Linked DNA regions of Homo sapiens: region 1 is linked to region 2. Evidence: chromatin contacts called from ENCODE Hi-C or POLR2A ChIA-PET data. All regions are on one chromosome and are shown on one strand. Each heading gives the region's core, a stretch centred on a gene start or an enhancer-like site at or near the end of the contact. The rest is flanking DNA. Distances are from core to core; before and after follow the strand shown.

What was found. A loop is a pair of places that touch in the nucleus more often than their neighbours do. ChIA-PET counts read pairs that join two places held with the same protein, here RNA polymerase II (POLR2A). Pooled maps may share reads with other maps.
Region 1: a loop to region 2 is called in a pooled map, with 3 times the contacts of the local background. The contact joins the enhancer-like site here to the promoter of ATP8B4 in region 2. A Hi-C loop is called at or near these places in 2 of 37 single-sample maps with no recorded cell type and 8 of 50 pooled maps. POLR2A ChIA-PET finds 5 or more read pairs at or near these places in 1 of 52 experiments (activated T-cell).

Annotation. Positions count from the first base shown.
Region 1 is chr15:50,245,037-50,250,003 of GRCh38, reverse strand. It overlaps HDC (histidine decarboxylase), which reads left to right. Exons shown (of 12, transcript NM_002112.4): 10 at 1,661-1,759. Among named protein-coding and RNA genes, the nearest start is that of HDC, 18 kb to the left of the region's middle. Within about 2 kb of position 2,048, at least 9 of the 41 ENCODE cell types and tissues checked have a DNase peak (open chromatin) inside an H3K27ac peak, as active enhancers do.
Region 2 is chr15:50,117,283-50,121,941 of GRCh38, reverse strand. It overlaps ATP8B4 (ATPase phospholipid transporting 8B4 (putative)), which reads left to right and starts at 2,709. Exons shown (of 28, transcript NM_024837.4): 1 at 2,709-2,819.

The DNA of each region.
Region 1 (4,967 bases), core at 799-3,298, 130 kb before region 2:
GGAGGCTGGAGATGCCTCAAGGTAAAGAAGAGCCCTGTCAGGCTTTATACGTCCAGATTTTTTGATCCAACAGAAAATGTTGGCTAGAACCACTCTGCTGAGTCAGCATGGATCAGTTTTGGAATAGTGACAAGAAAAGGAGCAACTGGGAATAAGGAAGATTGTGAAGAAATCAAAATAAAATCACCTCTGCCTATCCTGGTTTATTTGCTGGTAAAATAAAGTAGCTCTCTCTATATATGAAATAAATTGGCTATAACTATCTGGAAACCAGAACCTTTTGACAGATGATCCCTATCATCCGTTCATTATTCTCTTGGAGTGTCCATTGGACAAGAGGTGGAGTTGACACTTTCCTTGTTACAGCAATTTTGTTCCATTTTCAGGTTTTGATGCCTTCTGCTGGCACAAAAGCCCCCAAGCTGCTCCCCAGCACAACAGAGTTTTGCTTGGAAATCAAAGGCTTAGTAGTTTTCTGCTGGGGAAACATTGTCCATCAACAAAGGGGTAACATCCCAACTGTGCCTGGCTCAGGAAACTGGGGTGAAGGGTGAAGGTGAGGACATTTGTGAGGATTTGATAATCTTGTGTATGGGCAGATAAATACGCAGTGGGACAAACATTTATTTTTAGTCAACAGAAATTGTGGTAGAAACTTTCTGACGTTTGAGGGAGATGTCATTAGGAAACCACGTGACTCATTAGAATAACTGTAAATGTTTTCCAAATCCTCTGCTCTATTTTCAGATCTGAGAAATCAGTCTGAAATTGATTTGGAAATTTTCAGATGTATGGTGACTGCAACCTTGAACTTTAAGCTCTGTTGAATTTGGCCACCAGGAGCAAAGAGTCAATTTTCATCTAACAGCGGCAGAAATTTGGGTGCTCATTTGAAATCTGACAGCTGGAGTGATGGCTCTCAGATCACAGGAATCTCACAGGAAAATGAACAAGGCAGTGTAAGGTTAAATAGGGGTCATCTTGGCTCTAGACAGAAATGCTACTGTGATTTGTAGCTCACATTTTAAAATAATCTAAATAGCCAACACCTACTGACAACTTCTTCTGAGGCTCTTGGCGTTCTTTGTCCTCACACCACTTGCCCGGGAGGTGCAATTGGTTCTTTATGTCCCGGACTGATGAGCCAGTGAGGTGGCACTACCCAAGGTCACACAGCTAGTAAGTGGCACAGCTGGAGGCGAAACCTAGGTCTGCAGGGCTCTAGTGTCTGTGCTCTAACTACCATACTTTACATTTTGGGAGGAATAAAAATAGAACTTTATTTTCTGCTATTCAAGGAATAAAGATTCATTTAGAGTAAAAATGTATTTCCCTTATGTTGAGTTTCTGGGCCGGGATGAAATGTTTAAAGCAGCACTTGAAAGCAAAGTGCCCTTCTCATTGGTTCAGGGTAATGGACTTGACTTCCACTTGTCTGGCTCTCAGACAAGTGACTATTGGCCACCTTCATCAGTGATTTGGTCACACGATGGGGCAACCCTTGGGGAGCTTGGCTTACTCCTTAGCAACAGCTCCCAGAGTCATGGTGACATCGTCCATCCCTGGAGGGCTGGGCAGGCAACAGATAATGCCCAGAAATGCCCGAGGGAGTGGGGCACCCTTGTCTCTAACCTTGGGCACTGTGTTCCTTTGTTTCTAGCACTGGCAGATCCCCCTGAGCCGACGGTTTCGCTCTGTTAAACTCTGGTTCGTGATTCGGTCCTTCGGGGTGAAGAATCTTCAAGCACATGTCAGACATGTATGTAGCATGCTGCTGTGGGGGCTGAGCCTGTGTTCCTCTGTTTTCTCATGGCGAGGAAGGCTGGTTTCTACTTTGCAGATCTGCCTAGGAGACTTGCGGTGTGTGGTTCAGGTGTCTGGGCCTGTTCCTCAGCTCCTGGGACTTGATTCTCTTTGTTAACCAGAGGAGCGCTGAGCACAACATGCCCTGAGGGCTGCCTGATGCCTGTCCTCTGCTGAGTGTCTCACCGTTCCCCTTGCTGTCACTGAGCACTGGGGAGGGTTGGCCCCAGAGTCTGGTTTGCAGGAAAGAGAAAGAGAAAGTAAATCAAGGGGAAGTGTGTGTGGCCAGGGTAGGATCCTATCTGCTTTGGAATTACCTCAATGGTCACAGCTGGCTGAATATTTTAGCACTATTATGATTATGCCTGAAATAAAGCTCCCCTGGCTTGGACAGGTAGACCTACCAAGTCTGGAACAAACCTCCCTGCATCAACAGGCATTTATTGAAGGCCTATTTTGCTTAATTTATTTCTATTCAATTCAACAATTACAAGGTATTGTGCTAAGAAAGGGACACAGAGGTAAATGAGACAGGTGCAGCCTCTCTCCCATGTTCTTCATGGAAGAAGCGGGACTTAACTAAGAACTCTGGCCACTGGCATTGTTCTCCCACTTCTACAAGAGTCCACATGCAAGACAAAGCCATTGATAAAAGTAGTGGGGGAAGCTGAAGACACTGTCCTTTCTGCCTATGTGTGTCTTTGTCCTTCCACCTTTCCTCTAGGGAATTCCTTCTTGGTTAAACAAACACAAACCAAAATGAAGTGGTGGAAGCGGTAACTATGATTTTTTTTAACATTTAAAAAAAATAATTATTATGCTTACATAATAATTACGTATATATTTATGGGGTATGTGTGAGGTTTTGATACAGGCATACAATGTGCAATGATCAAATTAGGGTAACTGGGTATCCACCACTCAACCATTTATCATTTCTTTGTGTTAGAAACATTCTAGTTCCATTCTTTAAGTTAGTTTGAAATGTACAGCAAATTATAGTTAACTATAGTTGCCTTATTGTGCCGCCTAACATTAGATCTATTTAATTGTATTTTTGCGCCCGTTAACTATCACCTCTTTATCCCCCATTCCCTGCTACCCTTCCCAGCCTCTGCCAACCATCATTCTACTGTGCGTCTCCACGAGCTCAGTTTGCTTACTTTTTAACTCCCACGTTTGAGTGAGAACATGTGAAATTTGTCCTTCTGTGCCTGGCTTATTTTGCTTAACATAATGTTCTCCAGTTTCCTATGACTGGTTTTAATGTTGGTAATTTTACCTTTGTAATCACCACTGGTTGTTTACCAATGAGCAGCTGCCACCAACAATATTGAGGAACTTTAGGCACTTTGTGCTGTTTCTAGAAATGCAGACTCAAGACTGGAGGGTTGTGGGCGGGGAATGGTTGGTGGAGGTTACAAGTAATTAGGAACATTTTTTTGCTTACAGTTTGGGACTGGATATTCAATGTGCAGATCCTGACTAACCTCCCTTAGCACTTCTGTTTGCAAATCAAACCCCTGAATTCCTCCTATTAGCAACCCCATTGCCTACCATATGAGGCCCACACTCCTGGGCCTGGCTTTCAAGGACTTGACGATTAGCTCCTACCTTAGCTTGGGCATTTCATCGACCCATCCAGACCTCATGCTCAGTCCATCTCTGCACCTTCACCCGTGTCCTTCACCTGAACTACCCTCTCCTCTCCAAATGTTGTGAATGGATTAAATTCTGCTTCCACTAGAAGCTTTTCTGCCTATTCCATCTGTTCTGGTTTCTGCTTCATTAGCATTCCTGTGATCACCTACTCAAACACCTTTACAAAACTGTGCTCAAAGTTCTTCCAATGTCCCACAATAGAAGAAATGGAATTAAAATAAAGTTGTTTGATATGATTTGATTTTATCTCTTCAACTTGACGGTGATGATAATTATTGACACTTGCGTAATGCCTTCAATACAAAAATAAATTCTAGTTCTTCATTAGATCCTTAGCACAGTGCCTGGGGTGGTCACTCTAACCTGGCAAGGCTCAGAGGGAGTAATTGCCCTGCTTGAGGGAAGAAGGCCCGGGACTTTCCCTGAAGCCTCCCAATTCCAAATCCTTTCTTCATAGTTCTGGGCTGCTTTCTACTACACTGAGCTCTTGGAAAGTTATATAAAATTAAATTTCATATTTCTGTGTTACAGAGAAGTGCTTTAAAGAATGGATTTTTAGTTCTACCCTTTACTGTTTGATGACCTTAGACAAATTACTTAACCTTTCTATATTTGTCTGCCTTATTTATTTATTGTTATTTATTTTTGAGATGAGGTCTCTGTTGCTCAGGCTGAAGTGCGGTAGTGCCATCAGAGCTCACTGCAGCCTTGACCTCCCCAGGCTCAGGTGATCCTCCCACCTCAGCCTCCTGAGTAGCTGGGACTACAGGCGCATACCATCATGCCTGGCTACTTTTTGTATTTTTTGTAGAGATGGGGTTTTGTCATGTTGCCCAGGTTGTTCTCACGCTCCTGGGCTCAAGCAATCTGCCTACCTTGGCCTCCCAAAGTGCGAGGATTACAGGCATGAGCCACCACCCCTGGCCATGCCTTCCTAATTTATAAAAATGAGAAAAGGATACTACCTCTCTCAAATTAAATGAGATAATATATATGCAGCCCTTAGCACAGGGTCTACCTACTACTCAGTTAAGTACTCAATGAGTACCTCTTCCTCTTCTCTTCTTCCCCTTCTTCATCATCTCCTTCTTCATCTAATTATAATAAATTGTCATCATCATCACCATCATCATCATCATCATCCTCATCTCCTATCACCTACAATAGGGATTGGTAAACATTTCCTGTAAAAAGCCAGATACTAAATACTTTTGGCTTTGTGGGCCATACTCTATTGTAATTACCTCTGTACTACAAGAGCTACCGTAGACAATATGTAAACAAATGGGAATGCTGTGTTCCAAAAAACTTTACAAACACAGGTGGGGGCTATATTTGGCCATGGCTGCACTGTGCCTGCCCTTGACCTAGAGCGGTGCAGGGCACTGGCAGCAGCTCTGCTTTCATGACCTGTAAAGTGGGGCTTTGGAGGTGGCAGTGCTGCCTGTGCTCTGTATTCTCCTCTCCCCTGACCTCTGCTTCTGTTATTGCAAACAGCATGT
Region 2 (4,659 bases), core at 1,460-3,959:
TTTTTTCTCTCAAATGCTCAGATACTTAATTAAAATTCCTTTAATATGATCACGAGATTTTTGTCAGGACAAGTTGAGATGATCCTTGAGAAAGCACTTTGAAAACTCTAGACTACAGACATAAAGGACGTTTGTCAAAAGTAAGGCTTTAAAACAAAATAAGGCCTCTTGAAAACACAGACCTGGCGTTCTGACAGTGCACATACTGCCTAATAGGGATGAAAGTTTAAGCTCTGTTTAGCTACCTTTGTATAATGGGAATAAAAGGTTTTTTTTTTCTTGTATCCTAAATCGAGAATTTAAACTGTTTTCTGATTAGCAAGGGTTTGCAGTCACACTAGTAATAGTCCTCTATAAGATGGACATCCTTCTCTGTTCCCCGTCTTTCTACTCCTTATGAAGAAAAAGTAGAAATTTTTGAAAAAGTTGTGCTAGGTATACATAACATGACATTTATCATTTTAACTACCTTTAAGTGTACAGTTCAGTGGCTTTAAGTACATTCACAGTGTTGTATAACTATCACCATTATCCATCTCCAGGACTTTTCCATCATCCCAATCTGAAACCCTGTACCCATTAAACAATACCTTCCCATACTCTCTTCCTGCAGCCCTTGGTAGCCTCTACTCTTTCTGTCTCTGTGAATTCACCTATTCTTCTTGCTGAGCCTTGCTGTTATCATTATTCATTCGACATTATTCATTATTCATGAGTGCTTATTATGGACACCAGGAGTTCAACAGTAAACAAAAGTCCCTGCTCTCAAGGAGCTTTTATTTTAGTGGGAGGGAGACAATAAACAGCGAGCACATTTAAAATATTTTTTAAAAATGAGATTATCTTATACACAATTCTTCTGCAACTTGATCTTTTCACTTGACAGTACATCTTGGACATCTTTTTCTATGTCAGTCTGAAGAGGCCTATCTCTTATTTATAATAGCTAAATTTATTGAGTCTCTACTTTGCTCCAGGCACTGTTTTAGTTGCAACAATCCTATGAGGTAAGTTCTATAATGATCATCTTTTTACAGATGGCCCAGATAAGTGTAGGAGCTTGCATAGTCACCTGGCCAGTCACTGGTGGAGACAGAACTAAACTCAGATGACCTGATTCCTTACTCCAATTCTACCCTCTTTTGAATGGCTACATAGTACTCTTTTGTATCAATATACCTTAACTTATTTAGGCAGTCTCTTATATGTAAGCCATTTTTAGGTGTTTTTTTGTTGTTGCTATCATAGTGCTATAATTAACATATTTAGAGATATGTTTGCACGTGTGTGTGGTTTTCTATAAGGTAAATTCCTAAGAAATAAAAACACATACACATTTCAATACTTGATAGGCACTACTATACTCAGTTTCCTTTAAAAAATATTTTACCAATTTATATTCCCACTAACAGTATAGGAAAAGGAAAAGGCCCTGATTTCCTTATATCTTCTTTAACAAAGGGAATTACCAAACTTATATTTGCCCCATATGATAGGTTTAAAAATGGTATAGAGGTGATACTTAAAAATGTTTTTCACTTAAAAGTGTTTTTTATTTTAAATATTTTAAAGAGATGATTGCTTCCTGCTCTAAGCTGTTCTTGGTCCTCTTTTATCATGTAAGAAAGAAAGCCATCTCTCTTATTTCCAGAAATCTGTAGTTTCTTGTTACTGTGGAACCTTGGTAGGAAAAGGCCCTTGTTTCTGTGAAAACCTGAGGGCCCAGCGTGAGGATGTTCCAGGAGAGTGGAGTTGATGGTGCGCAGGGGATTAGCTTGCTCTGGTTATAGAGACATGATTAAAATCTATTTGATTTCAGTACTTAACTGGCAAATCTGATGCAACTTCTGGAAAATTCCTAGATGGCTTTAGGCATATTTAAAAGAAGCCATATTTTTCCTTTTAAAAATAGATATGCACCAAAATATTTTATTTTCATCTAATCCCGCTTTAACAACCAGAATCCCCTTAAAAGCAATTCCAAACTAAAAGATGTAAATCCATTTCCTATGTGCATTTGTTCTTTGGTACCATCAGGGTTAATGTTTGCATCCTCTGTGCTGAAATTAAGGATGTTGGGAAAGAAGTGTCATTGCTTTGCCTACTAAATGTCACTTGAGTATGCTTAGCTTTCATCCATAAGAGAGCTGAACTTCCCCTGTAAAAAAAAAAAAAAAAAAAAAAAAAAAGTGACAAAAACCCACTGCTGATTCTTTCATCTCTGCAAAAGCAGGTGGGAACTGCAAACAGATTTGCTTATCTTCCTCAGTCAAGGGCTGGTAAAAGTTTGGTAAGTAGGCCTGGTAGCCGGTGTCCCCTTCCATTGTTCATTTTCATCCTCCTGAATTCTTGATTCCCACAGAGGAAGCCATCCTCAGAAGCCAGCCTCTTGGGAGTTTCCTTTTGTTTCCCCAAGATTAACCAGTTCTGTCCTGTCAGCAGGAGCAGGCAACTAGGGGAGGAGAGGCTCTTCAGGGCTTTCAGCATTTTTCCAAGGAGTGCTTTTCTCCCTCAATTCCTCACTGACAGTGAAGCTGCTTTCTTGTAAGGTCTTCCTCTTCTTCTGATGAGATGCTGATTCTGATTGCCATCTAGCAGCTTCCGGTGGTGGTAAGTGGTCAAGAGTGTTTTTCCAGGAGTTGATCTCAGGTTTTTGAGAATGCCCCCTAGAGACCCAGTTTGTTTTCTGTATCATCCCTCAAGCTTTCAGAGTAGCCTTGCTTTTCTCCTTGGCATGGTCACGGAATGGATACCTGTTTGATCTTCCTGCACTGCTGAGAAATCTTCCTTTTGGGGGAGAGGATTAAGTCTGGGTTGAGGTGAGTAGATGGGTAGCATTCAATGGTTAGTGAGATGAAGTGGAAATTTAGCTGTGGGCTGGTTGGAACGATCTGTTTCTTTTCTCCAGATCCCTATTTTGTTTTGCTGTTTTCATCTTGGTGACTAAGGTTTCACAAATATTCTTTATTATTCCCCTTTTGCTAAAAAATAAATTTGGGGGAGTTAGTTGGAAATGGGAGATGTGACATTTTCTTTTTTGTTGTTTGAAATGTCTATTTTTTACTCTGTTAGCATGCCTATTAAATGACCAATGATAGTAGCATAAAGGTACATTTCTTCTTGGTTTGTAGGTCTTTGTCACTTCCTTTGGTAGTAGTTGGTTTTATTTTTTTCACGGGGTTTGTATACAGTGCACCTATTCAATATATTGTTTATGGTCAATTTATGCTTTAGACATGAACAGTTTGCACTGAGCTATCCCTCTGAGGTTTGAGGGTTATGTTTTTAGTGCTAAAATTTGTCTGAACAGAAAAAGGTATCCTTCTAGTTGTTTTGTTTATAGGCAAGAGAGTGTCTCAGGTCCCTGGTTAACAATTAGCTGTTTTGAAGAAAAGAAAACTGGTGAAAAACATTAATTGGAAGCTGAAGTCTTGTTAGAAAGTAAATGAGGAAACACAGGTTTTCTTGTGGGATTACCAACACCTGTGCCCATGAAGTATCCCCTTTTACTCAGCTGTTGCTCCATGCTGGCCTTTACTACAAAATGTAAACTCAGAGTGATTTCAGTTTTGATTTTTTTAAATGTATTTTTTATTTTTTATGTGATATGTAATAACTGCACATATTTATGGGGTACATGTGATATTTTGGTATATGCATACGATGTGTAATTAGCATATATATCACCTCAAACATTTACCATTTCTTTGTGTTGGGAACATTCCAAATCTGCTAGCTATTTTGAGATACAATAAATTATCATTATCTATATCGTTTATTTTATCGTTTATATCTATATCGTTTATTATAAATAAAAAATAAATTATCATTATCTATTGTCATACTACCGTGTTATCAAATACTAGAACCTGTTCCTTCTATCTGACTGTATGTTTGTACCCATTAACCAGCCTACCTTCACCCCCTTCTTCCTCTTCCCCTTCCTAACCTCTGGTAACCACCATTCTCCCTCTCTACCTTCATGAGATCAACTTTTTTAGCTCCCACATATGACAGAGGATATGTGATATTTGTCTTTCTGTGCCTGGCTTATTTTGCTTAACATAATATCCTCCAGTTCCATCCATGTTGCTGCAAATGATAGAGTTTTATTCTTTTTCATGGCTGAATAATATTCCATTGTATATAAATACCACATTTAAAAATTTTATTCCTCAAGAAGAAATATTATTGCTTCCATATCTTGGCTATTGTGAATAGTGCTGCAATAAACAGGGGAGTACAGATATCTCTTCAAGGTACTTATTTCCTTTCTTTTGGATGTATTCCCAGAAGTGGGATTGCTGGATCATATGGTGGATCTGTTTTCACTTTTTTTGAGAAACCACAGAGTGATTTATTTTAACCTATATTGTGCCTTTATATTGTCTCATCATGCAGAAATATTTAAAAATGAGGGAACAAATGATTTTTTTTGTGCCCCTGGAGGATTTTTTTGTGGGTGGGAGAATTTTATTTTTTTCATATGTGGCATATTGAATATTTTCATTTAGTAGGAAAAGAGTTAACTAACCATCTAAAAGTAAATTGGAAATTGTAGCTGTCATTGAAATTAAACTTAATGTATGTTTGGCCAGATGCAGTGGCTCATGCCTGTAATCCCAGCACTTTGGGAGGCTGAGGCAAGTGGATTACTTG